2 separate regions of the Mus musculus genome follow, and region 1 is linked to region 2. A link is a contact called in ENCODE POLR2A ChIA-PET data. All regions are on one chromosome and are shown on one strand. Each heading gives the region's core, a stretch centred on a gene start or an enhancer-like site at or near the end of the contact. The rest is flanking DNA. Distances are from core to core; before and after follow the strand shown.

What was found. ChIA-PET counts read pairs that join two places held with the same protein, here RNA polymerase II (POLR2A).
Region 1: POLR2A ChIA-PET joins it to region 2 with 32 read pairs in Patski. The contact joins the promoter of Hivep1 here to the enhancer-like site in region 2. POLR2A ChIA-PET finds 5 or more read pairs at or near these places in 2 of 5 experiments (Patski and embryonic stem cell).

What each region holds. Positions count from the first base shown.
Region 1 is chr13:42,049,429-42,054,392 of GRCm38, forward strand. It overlaps Hivep1 (human immunodeficiency virus type I enhancer binding protein 1), which reads left to right and starts at 2,593. Exons shown (of 9, transcript NM_007772.2): 1 at 2,593-2,662. It overlaps Gm28707 (a long non-coding RNA gene), which reads left to right. Exons shown (of 2, transcript XR_001780922.2): 2 at 348-1,139.
Region 2 is chr13:41,660,324-41,665,497 of GRCm38, forward strand. No RefSeq gene overlaps it. Among named protein-coding and RNA genes, the nearest start is that of Gm5082, 14 kb to the left of the region's middle. Within about 2 kb of position 2,567, at least 3 of the 3 ENCODE cell types and tissues checked have a DNase peak (open chromatin) inside an H3K27ac peak, as active enhancers do.

The DNA.
Region 1 (4,964 bases), core at 1,343-3,842, 390 kb after region 2:
CGGGCGTAGGGGGGACAGTTGCTGGGAGCGAGCAGGGGAGGGTTTGTAGCCGGGTCGCCGGAGTGGGGGCCGGGGGGAGGGGACTCGTTGGTGGACGGGAAAACCCAGCTCGCAGGGTGAAGGGGAGGGACGAGCGGGCGGTGTGACCCGGGGCCAACAGGAGGAACCTCCGGGATCTCCGCGTGGCGGTGGCGCTGCTGGCCGCACCGGCCGGAGGGCCGGTGCCGTGGAGCCACGGGGCCGTGCCAAGGGGGAGCCCGAGCCAGGCAGCGCCGGGCAGATGCGTGGGAACCGGGGTTGGGGGACGCTCGGGTGCGGCCTCGGGTTGGACCGATGCTCTCCCCTAGATGCTCAGCGGGAGAGATAAGGTCAGAGTACCCACAGGACCCTACGTCTCCCAAGGGGCGCAACAAAGACTCTTACTTGGCCTGCTGGATGGAGAGAAAGAGGCCCCTTGGAATCTCTCTGCCTTCCCAGTCTAGAGCCATCATTGGGATCCCCATTGTTCAAGGATTTTTGACAGTTCAAGCTGAAGTTTACCAGTTACCGGGCTGGACGGGTTCACTCATCCAATTCCGTTTATTTGCTATTTGAGGATCTACTATTTACTGTGTCACAAAACAAACCGAAACCAACTACTTAACATTTAACATAGCTGCCTTTCCCTGCATTTTGGTATGGAAAAAAAAAAAAACGCATTTAGACAATTCAGAAAACTTACCAGGAAAGTGTTCTTATATTAACTATCTCAGAGAGAAGTTTTAATACTGGTTTGTTGCTCAAGAAAACACAGTAAAATGACAAATCAAAACCAGATATGCAGTTTTCTCAAACGCTCTTAGCATTGCTGTATCTTGGAGACATCCTGGGTTCATGGATACATTTCTGTTGTCTTCAGCAAATATTGAGTTAAAAATTTCTCTCTGGCACTTAACTTTTTTTTCTTCTCTTTCTGTTTCAAGTAACAAAAACTCGACTTCTGAAGACTTTTTGTTTTTAATCTTAACACATTATCTATGTCTGCATGTTTATCTTTTGGTTCAAACAGCTCGGCTGGGGGAGGGGAACTACATTATATGTTTTATGAATCCTACCCATTGGGTATTTCATTTAATAAAATAGAAGACATCTTACTGGAATATTAAAATGGTACTCTTTCATTGTAAGGCTGACATAGTATTACCCACCACCCGAGCTTTCTAGCTGCATAATCTTTGCTCCTATGACCAAATTTACTTTTTGGTAGGCATATTTTCTTCCTCTGCAAAACATTATTTTTGGCTCTAAGCTTGCCATTACCAAGTATTCCATTTTTAATAATTTCCATTCTGGGGCTTTGTGCTTTTCTTAGCTCCAGCAAGCTAGAGGTAGGACTTCCTCGGGGGATTTTAGGGGTCAACCGTTAGCAGGAACGACCTGGACATCTTTATGAAAGCCTAAGGGAGCAAAACAAGTTTGCACAGATGGTCAGCTGTTAGTGGGCGTATGATCGCTTAACAAAGAATATTTTTGTTTTGCGCCTTTTTTTTTTTAACACCTTATTCTTTCCAACTTTGAGGTGGCCCGTACAATCTTCTATCGGCTTTTTTTTTTTTTTGTGGATGCGTGTAATTTTTAAGTTCAAACTGCTAGTATTATGCCTACCCTTGAAAACCTGCTTCGTTCCCCAGAGTCAGCTCTCCTGATATTTCCAGAAGTTTCCAGTTCCCGTTCTCTAACGCTTTCTAGCAGCCGGGGTCAAACTCTGGTTTGTAATAAATTAGTCTGTCTTCCCTGTTCACTCCCCCAGAGTTCCAGAAGCCTGCTGGGTGGCTCCGCCCCGCACCCCCTCTTCGGCTTCCAAAGTTCCCTCGCGGGTTAGTCCCCAGCTGACAGGCAGCTAAGGAGGGGTTAACTGCGCTCGCCGCTGCTTAGGCTCTGGGAAGCACCGGCTCTCTCCGGAATAACCTTGGCTTTCCTCGGTCTTTTAATAGAACATCCGCCACCAAAAAAGTGGTTTCAGTTTAGGGCTTAATAACACGTCCCCTCTGACCCTCCAAGTCAACAACCCAGCCCCCTTTCATTCTCTCTCTCTTTTTTAAAAGTTATTTTTTAAAGTTAATGCGTTTCAAGTTTCACTATGATTTTCCCCTTCCCTCTACGCGGAGCAGAGGAAACCCCCTTGGGGTCCCCCCTCCCTCCAGGGTCCTCCTCCTCCTCCTCCTCCCTACCAGGGCCAGGGCGAGGGGCGGGGCTGGGAGACACCATGACGTCACCGGGCCGGCCCACAGCCTGCTCTAGAAAGTCAAAAGACGGTAAAGAGAATCCGGCCCCGCCCGGCCCCGCCCCTCCTCCCGGGCCAACCGCCCCCGACTGCGGCCCGGCCGGGCTTCCCCGGGCCGCGGAGCCCCGCCTCCGCTGCCGCCCCGCCCCGCCCCGCCCTTCGGGCCGCGCCTCCTCCTGCGTCCTGGGTCCCCGCGGCGGGGCCTGCGGCGGGCGGGCGGGCGGGCGGGGCGGCAGGGGGCCCCGGGCCGGCTTCACAGGAGCCCGCCCTCCCGCCGCAGCCCCCGCCCCGCCGCCCCCGGGGATCCCCTGCTGCCCCGCCCACGCGCGGGGGGAAGCCGCCGACCTTCGCCCTGGCCGCCCTCGCGCTGCCAGCCGTCCTCACGGACACCCGGGAGAGGTAAAGGCCGCTCTCCCGCCGGGTTCCACTCGGTCCCTCCCGCGCCCAGCTCGCGCCTCGGTGCCCGTCGGGAGGAGGCTCCGCTTGTGCTGATGTCCCGGTTGTCAAGTGCAGCGCAGTTCCCGACGGGTGCGGGGCCGGGCGCGGCGGTGGGGGCGCTGCACCCGGGAGAGCGCGGCGCGGGGGGCGGGGGCCGGGACCACCTCCCCCTGGCGGGCGGGCGCGCGGGTGTGCGTGTGAGTGAGTGTGTGCGCGTGTGCCGGCGCCGACCTTGCGGAGGGGATGCTGCGTGCGGGAGCCGCTTGCCACTTCGGCGGGTCCTGGCCGCACGGGCGGCGGGAGCTGCGGTCCTGCGAGCCCAGCAGGTACGGAGGGCCGGCCTCCTGGTCGCCGCGGCCGCTTCTCGCAGGAGGGCTCGGCGGGGCTGCGGGAGACCAGGCCGCGGCTTCCGCACCTCCCGGCTTTGTGGCTCGCTTTCCCTTTCGGTCTTTGCCCGGAGTGCCTGTTTACTCCGGGCCACCTGGGTAGTTTCCCTCCCCGTAGGGCGCGCGCCCGCCGCTGGTGGGTCGGGGCCGGTGGGTAGGGGCGCGGGGCGGCTTGGGCTCGCCGCGGGGTCGGGCTCCAGCCGGAGTTGCGGCTAGAGAGGGGAGGGGGCTGTGGCGAGGCTGGCGCGAGGAGGAGTCTCAAGGCTGCTGCTCTCGCCGACTCTGTCCTCCTCCTCCTCCTCCTCCTGCTCTCCGCATCCACTCTAGGCTCCTTCCGGAGCTGGCACTTCCATTCCCCCCTCCTTCTGGCATGCGAAGCGCTTTGTTCAGTGCAGCGTTGCAGAGGGGTTTTCCCAGGCTCCGCCCTCCACATTCATTCATGTTTTTTCTCCTTGTGACTGTCTTTACGCTTTTTTGATTGTGTCCTGTTTTTGCACCTTGTAGTATGTATTTCTTTCTCGAGAAAGAATGGTCGATCACTGGTCCTAGTCGCCACGGTGGTGCTGTCGTCTTTGAAAATAACCACTTCTCCACCGCGGATTTAAATGTGGGCTGGACAGCTAGGGACAGGGGGGCTGGAGGCTGCAAAACCGGGTCGCACAAAGCTGTTACAGGTTGGGAATTTGCATATTTTAACATTTAAGCTTGGGAGCTGTGGGAGGTCACGTGATCGGCTTACAATCCGAGTTCACGCTTTAAAAACTTCGTAATATCGTGACCGCTTAAAAGCTTTAGTTTTAATACGGAACGGAACACTTACAGCTTTATCTTTAAATTCTCTGTGCAGTCAAAACCTTTTTGGATGCTATAGCTGATGCCTCTGTGGTAGGGGGAGTTGAGGAGCTCTATCTTTCACCCATCATTGACCGTCCTGTTTCTTATTCTTCCCCTGGCGTTAGATTGGGGATAGTTTGTGTTATGCCGACTAATAGCCGTGTTAAGAGCCGTGTTGCTTACAGTCGCAAGCACGGTAATAGCCGCCTTTTCCTTATGCGTTTTAACTAAAGTGAAAACATACATCTAAAACCTTAGTCTGGGATACATGTTCTTTACCTTAGAGGCGTTCTTCCAGGGAATTAATATTTCAGCATTTTCATGTGGTAGGCAAAGCTTCTACATTGTGTAGCTTACTCCTCAGTCCTTAGCCCGTTTGGGGTGGATAATGTTTCCTGATTTTACAGCTTGGGAAATCTGATCTTCTTTTCTGAGAGCTTAAGTACCTTGAACAAGGCCACACAGAATGGGGTAAAGCCTGGCCTTGAACCTGGTCAGGTTTGATTCCAAAGTATGTCTTCATGATTTGCTGTGTCATTCATCCCTTTGGGAGGGGATTGTCCTTGGTAGGTAAATGTTATCTTCTCAGAGGAAATGGGCAAGGTGTCATGTGGGGCCACGTTCTGAGGAAGATTTCATAATCTCTCTCTAAACTTGTTTTTTTTTTGTTTTGTTTTGTTTTTTGTTTTGTTTTCTCTTTGTAAAATGGATGAATTGGAGTTGTTAATTTTTTTTTAATCTCTCCCAAAACTTTTTTCCCCTACCTCTGTAAAATGGCTGAGTTTGAGCAGTTGATTCGGTTGTTAGGATTAAATTAGGTGATAAGTAGAAACTCTACAGTAAACCCAATAAGTGTTCTCTTGTGTCGTGTACAGTAATAGATATGAGAGGTTTTAAACAAAAGCATCCTTAGTCTATTGTGTTTGCTTAGTGATTAAACTTGGTTTCACCCCATAGGGCCTGCTTAATGGGCTTTGCTTATCAGCACTGTTGCAGGAAGTTGAAGCTAAACTTTTAACTGATTATTGAGAAAGAATCTAGTG
Region 2 (5,174 bases), core at 1,317-3,816:
TGAGCAGCTAATACAGACCATGCCAGGGAAAGGTTATTTCTTGTTTTAGATTCCACTTTAATGGGTAGTTAACCTGTGAGTCAACTGTTTCAGAATCTAGGTTCAGTTTCCTCCCCCTCGCCCCCCCCACCCACACCCCCGCCCCCGAGCAGGCTCTTCTGTGCGCCTCACTTCATCTGGGTACATCTTGTTTACAGGGCACCAAGCTTGTTGGAGATCCAGCTGGCCATTTTCCCTTTTGTAACCCGGAGCCCGCTGAACTGTGGGAAGACTGGGTCAGCTGTGGATAAAGCCAGGGGGTGTGGAAAAACCTTAAGGGAAGGAAGCTGCCCTTTAGAAGCTTTGACCTTCTGATTAAAGTAATAATTAAGCCATTATGTCTGTTTGGAAGGTCTTTGGGCTGGCTCGTTAGCTTTCCAAATAAAAATCTTCAACTACAGACTCCATCCAGCCCAGAACATCACCACTGGGGTGTTCGAGATCAGCACTGGTCACAAACCGATTGGTTTCAATGTTAAACACTTCTCATAGTCAGCTGCTTCTGCCTTATATTAGATTTCAAGATGAAAGTTACTTCCAAACAGCTCCAGCTGCCCAAGGACTCTTTATTCACCTCAGATTTGGAAGGGAACCGCAAGATGAGTTGTGTTTATTGGGGATGGGGTGGGGGTGGGGTCATCTGAGCATGTGCTTTTCTGTAGCTATCCACAGAAGCACAGGGGTCCTGATAGAAGCCCATGTAATTGTGCATGAAAGGACTCTCTGGGTGTCTTGGAACCCTCATCTCTTTCTCCTCCATCCCACCATGACTGAAGTCTTTTTCATACCAGTATGTGGTGAGCTTTATCAGAAGGTTAGAGTATGGGAACTCCTGCCCCGAAAGGATGGACAGAGACAAACACAGGAGCTCCAGAAGTCGCCGGGGCCTCCGAAGGGCTCTTTGCAGCCGGCCTCTTTCAGCCGGCACTGTGGAGATGGGTACTTTCAGAAATGTCTGAGCATGGAGGGCTCTGACTTAGACAGAGGTTCATGCCTCTGTTTTGTTGCAGATGGTTCAAGTTCCTTTGTTTGTTCTGTGGAAATATAATTTTATTCTGTCTGAACCCCAGCCCATGGGACAGTGTCACTGACATCCAGAGCGACCTCGGGCCAATCATTTCTAGAAGCACTGTCGAGCCTGTGCATGCGCGCACACACAGCCAAAGGCATACCTCACTAATGGCCTGATTTGTTTCTTAATCCATTCATTTTGATGTTTGCTATCAGCTATCCTATGTTATAAACTTACTTCACAAAGGAGAAAGGGGAGGAAGGGACAAAAAATCAATAACAGCAGATATATTGCATGGGCACTGAAAATTATGAATGCAACTGGAAGAAAGCAGAACAGGAACGAAGGGTGCGGAGGGTGGTTTGTGACAGAAGAGGGAGCATCGCAATAGAAGCTTCAAGTGTAATTTTAATGAAGCAGGGAGAAGAGGAACAAGAGAGGGTTTTTATTTCTTGTCATGAAGAATTGATATCAGTCATGGACAAATGTAGGACATATATTCATATATATGTCCCATACCAATGTGTATATATACACACAAATCCATCATGCCAGTATCTGTAGGCTAATAATCTAAAGATATTTATGTATACAATAATAATATTATTTATTTTGTAATTAGATGCCTACATAATTATGTATGCTTTATGTGTGTGTGTATACATTTCATAATTTTAATAATGTCTCTAAAAGGAAGTATGTGCCCTCAGACATTTGAATATCTCATCCAAGTCAGGCGGCTACATGAGAAATGTCTAGATCCCCTCCTAACATGACTGAGAGTTACATCTCTCAGTCATGTGAGCCGTGGAAGTCTGTGCTTTTGACCTGTTACTTTGATCAGGATTCGTACTACTGCGGGTAGACTTTAGTTTGAGGTGAGAAGGTACCGGAAGCAGCGAGGGTTCCTGGGATGCGGCTGATACCTGAAGGAGGGGAGGCTGTTGGAGCAGGGCACAGCTAGCGCATCATGCTACATACACCACTCCCAATCTCAAACCCAAGTCAGAGCCCTGGTTTCTGTTGTCTCTGAAAGGTTTTAGTGCACAAATAAGCAAATAAGAGACAAGGAATGTCCAGTCATTGTTTGCAGAGTTTCTGGAATTTCGCGCATTGTTAGTTTAGCTGTTCAAGAAGGCTTTGCTTCGCTGTTTATCAAACAGCAGCAGGCTCGTGAATAACTTCCTCGGGTACTGGCCCACATTCTCTGTCCCCTTGGCGTCTCTTGCCCAGCAAGGCTCATTCAGGGCGTCTTCCCAACATCCTGTCTGGGAATGCGCAGTTTTTCTCTGCTTACTAAGCCCCAGTGGCCCTTATTGAAATGACCTCCTGCCCAGGAAGAGCTGCTCTGGCGCCTGGCTGGAAGCAACCGTGGTTTCTAGGAAGTCACACACACACACACACACACACACACACACACGAGCGAGCGTGCGTGCGTGCCCATGCTGGAAGTCGTGTTCAGAAAGGGCAGAATGTTCTTCCTAAGGAACTTTCCTGACCCAAGAACCAGCAGGTGTTACAGCAACAGCTAAAACAGGCCAAGTCAGGGGCAGGGCACACACTGGAAGCCAGCCAGAACCACAAGCAGCAGCCCTGGTGACTAAGGCAAGCTGAGGCGGCATGGGGATTTTCCATGGGCATAAGAGAACACCATGTGTGTGGTTGTGTGTGTCTGTGTGTATATGTGTGTTTGTATATGTGTATGGAGTATGTATGTGGAGTGAGTGTTTGTATGTGGACAGTGTAGAGTGTATTTGTGTATGTATGTGTGGAATGTGTGTGTATACATGGAGTGTGTAGTGTGTGTATGTGTATGTGTGTATAGTGTGTGTGCATGTTGTGTGTAGTATATGTATGAATTGTATATAGAGTATGTATGTGTGTGTGTAGTGTGTGTGCTTGGAGGGTGTAGTGTGTGTGTGTGTTTGTTTGGAGTATGTGTGTATGTGTGTGTGTAGTATGTGTGTGTGTGTGTGATCATAGGTGCATTCAAGTATAAAACTTACTGAGATATCTTCAAAGCCAGCAGCATTTAAGAAAAAAACTAACAGCAGAAATCCATCTCAAAAGAATGTTGCTTACCTTAGCTAAGCATGTTCTAAAGCTATTGTGATTCTTTTCTTTTTACACTTTAAAGCAGTGAGTTACCATCCCCCCTGTGTGAGTGTGTGAGTGTGTGTGTGTGGGTGGGGGGGTTGAATGACTGTTTCACAGAGGTGGCCTAACACCAATGAAAAACGATGCTACTCACATTGCAATTCATAACAGTAGCAACATTACAGTTATGAAGTAACGTGACTCTATGTTTGCCGTTGCCACACCGTGAGGCACTGGATCAAGGGTTGCGGCATCAGGAAGGTTGAGAACCACTGTTTTAACGGGTTACCAGTGAGAACAGGGAGACCGGAAGTCTCCAAACACCCTGTGTCTTAGTTTGGTTTGCTGTGACAAAACACCCTGAACAAAAGCAATATGGTGAGGAAAGGGTTTGTTTCAGCTGACAGGATAGAGTCCACCATCAAGAGAATGCAGGGCAGGAGCTCAAGGCAGAAGCCTGGAAGCAGACACCGAGGCAGAGGCCGGGGAGGGGTGCGCTTACCGGCTTGCTCCCATATGACTTGCTCAGAATTCTTTCTTACAGCACCCAGAACCACCTCTCCAGGGGTGGCACCACCTACAACAATCTAGGCTCTCCTCCAATCAATCATTAATCCAGAAAATGTCCCCGACAACATAAGACTACGTGACAGTCTTATGGAGGCATAAACTGAAGTTTCTTCTTCCTGGGCGACCTAGCTTGTAGCAAGCTGACAAAATCATCATTATCATTATCATCATCATCAAAGACAACTCCCTGAACATTAAAAAAAAATCTAAAGAGGTAGAATAGTAAACTTTTTAGCAATGACACTTTTGTAATTATTATGCTTAAGACATCCATCCTCTAAGGATTCCAAGGACCAAGAAACTGAGTGCCTTGCAGAATCATGATTCCAGCTTCCAGATGCTTAAGGTACTGTGACCTCTCTCATCAAAGCCAGTGTCACAGGTGTATGACATTGACACAGCCCTGGACTCAAAAGAGTTCCTAATCCGGTTTCACTTACAACTGTGGCCATCTTGAAGCCCTTAATAGTTTTATCTAACTTGAAGACTTTAGTATGACACAGGTGAGCTGAGTTATGACAGGAAATGCATCTTTTGGTCCTTGATGCTGGCTCACATTTAGAATTTGAGATGGCCCAAGAGCACAGATTCTACTGAAAGAAAATATGAGTGAAGGGTGACTAGGACTGAGTAAGGAAGGAAGGATGTTGATTTTGTCCCGTTTATGCCAGAACTTGTCTTGAATAAAGAATGAAGACCCTGACTGAGATTTTAAGAAACATGACTGGACACCCTATGTCCCTTCTGTCTAATCTTGCTTCCCTGACTTAGGCAAAGTGATGATACAAGTTAACAGGGAAAGAGAGAGAATGAGAGAGGGAGAGAGAGAGAGAGAGAGAGAGAGAGAGAGAGAGAGAGAGAGAGAGAGAGCTGCATACATGTTAAATACCTTTATGTTTGAATTTTTAAACCAACATTTTACAACATAAAGGTCAGCAATAAAACTCATCCCAGACATTTTTAGATTTAATTTTCTTTACTTAGAATGACATTAAGTTGCAAAGTAAAAGATTCAGAGGTGAATGTGATTGAAGAGATGTACGTGTGCGAAAATGTCATGCTGAAATCCATTATTATGTATAATTAATATGTACTGATTTAAGTCAATAAGGAAAAAAGAGTTGGCAGGTTGCAAAAGAAAAGAAAATGCTTTACACTACAGCACCTTCAATGTGGTTCTTGCTTTTAAACAATTTTCATCTTTCTATGAGTGCCATTATATATGTGTGTGTGTATATATGTGTATGTGTGTGTATATATATATGTATATATTATACATATATATACACATCTATGCATATATGCATATGTGTGTGTGTGTGTGTGTGTGTCTGCTGGTGATAAATCCAAGTTTCTGTGGAAACACAAGGTCACTCTTGGCATGATTAGGGATAACTCATTGAGCAGTGTTCACGTGGCATGGATCTGGGGTCCACTGAAGTGGTTATATTTGGGG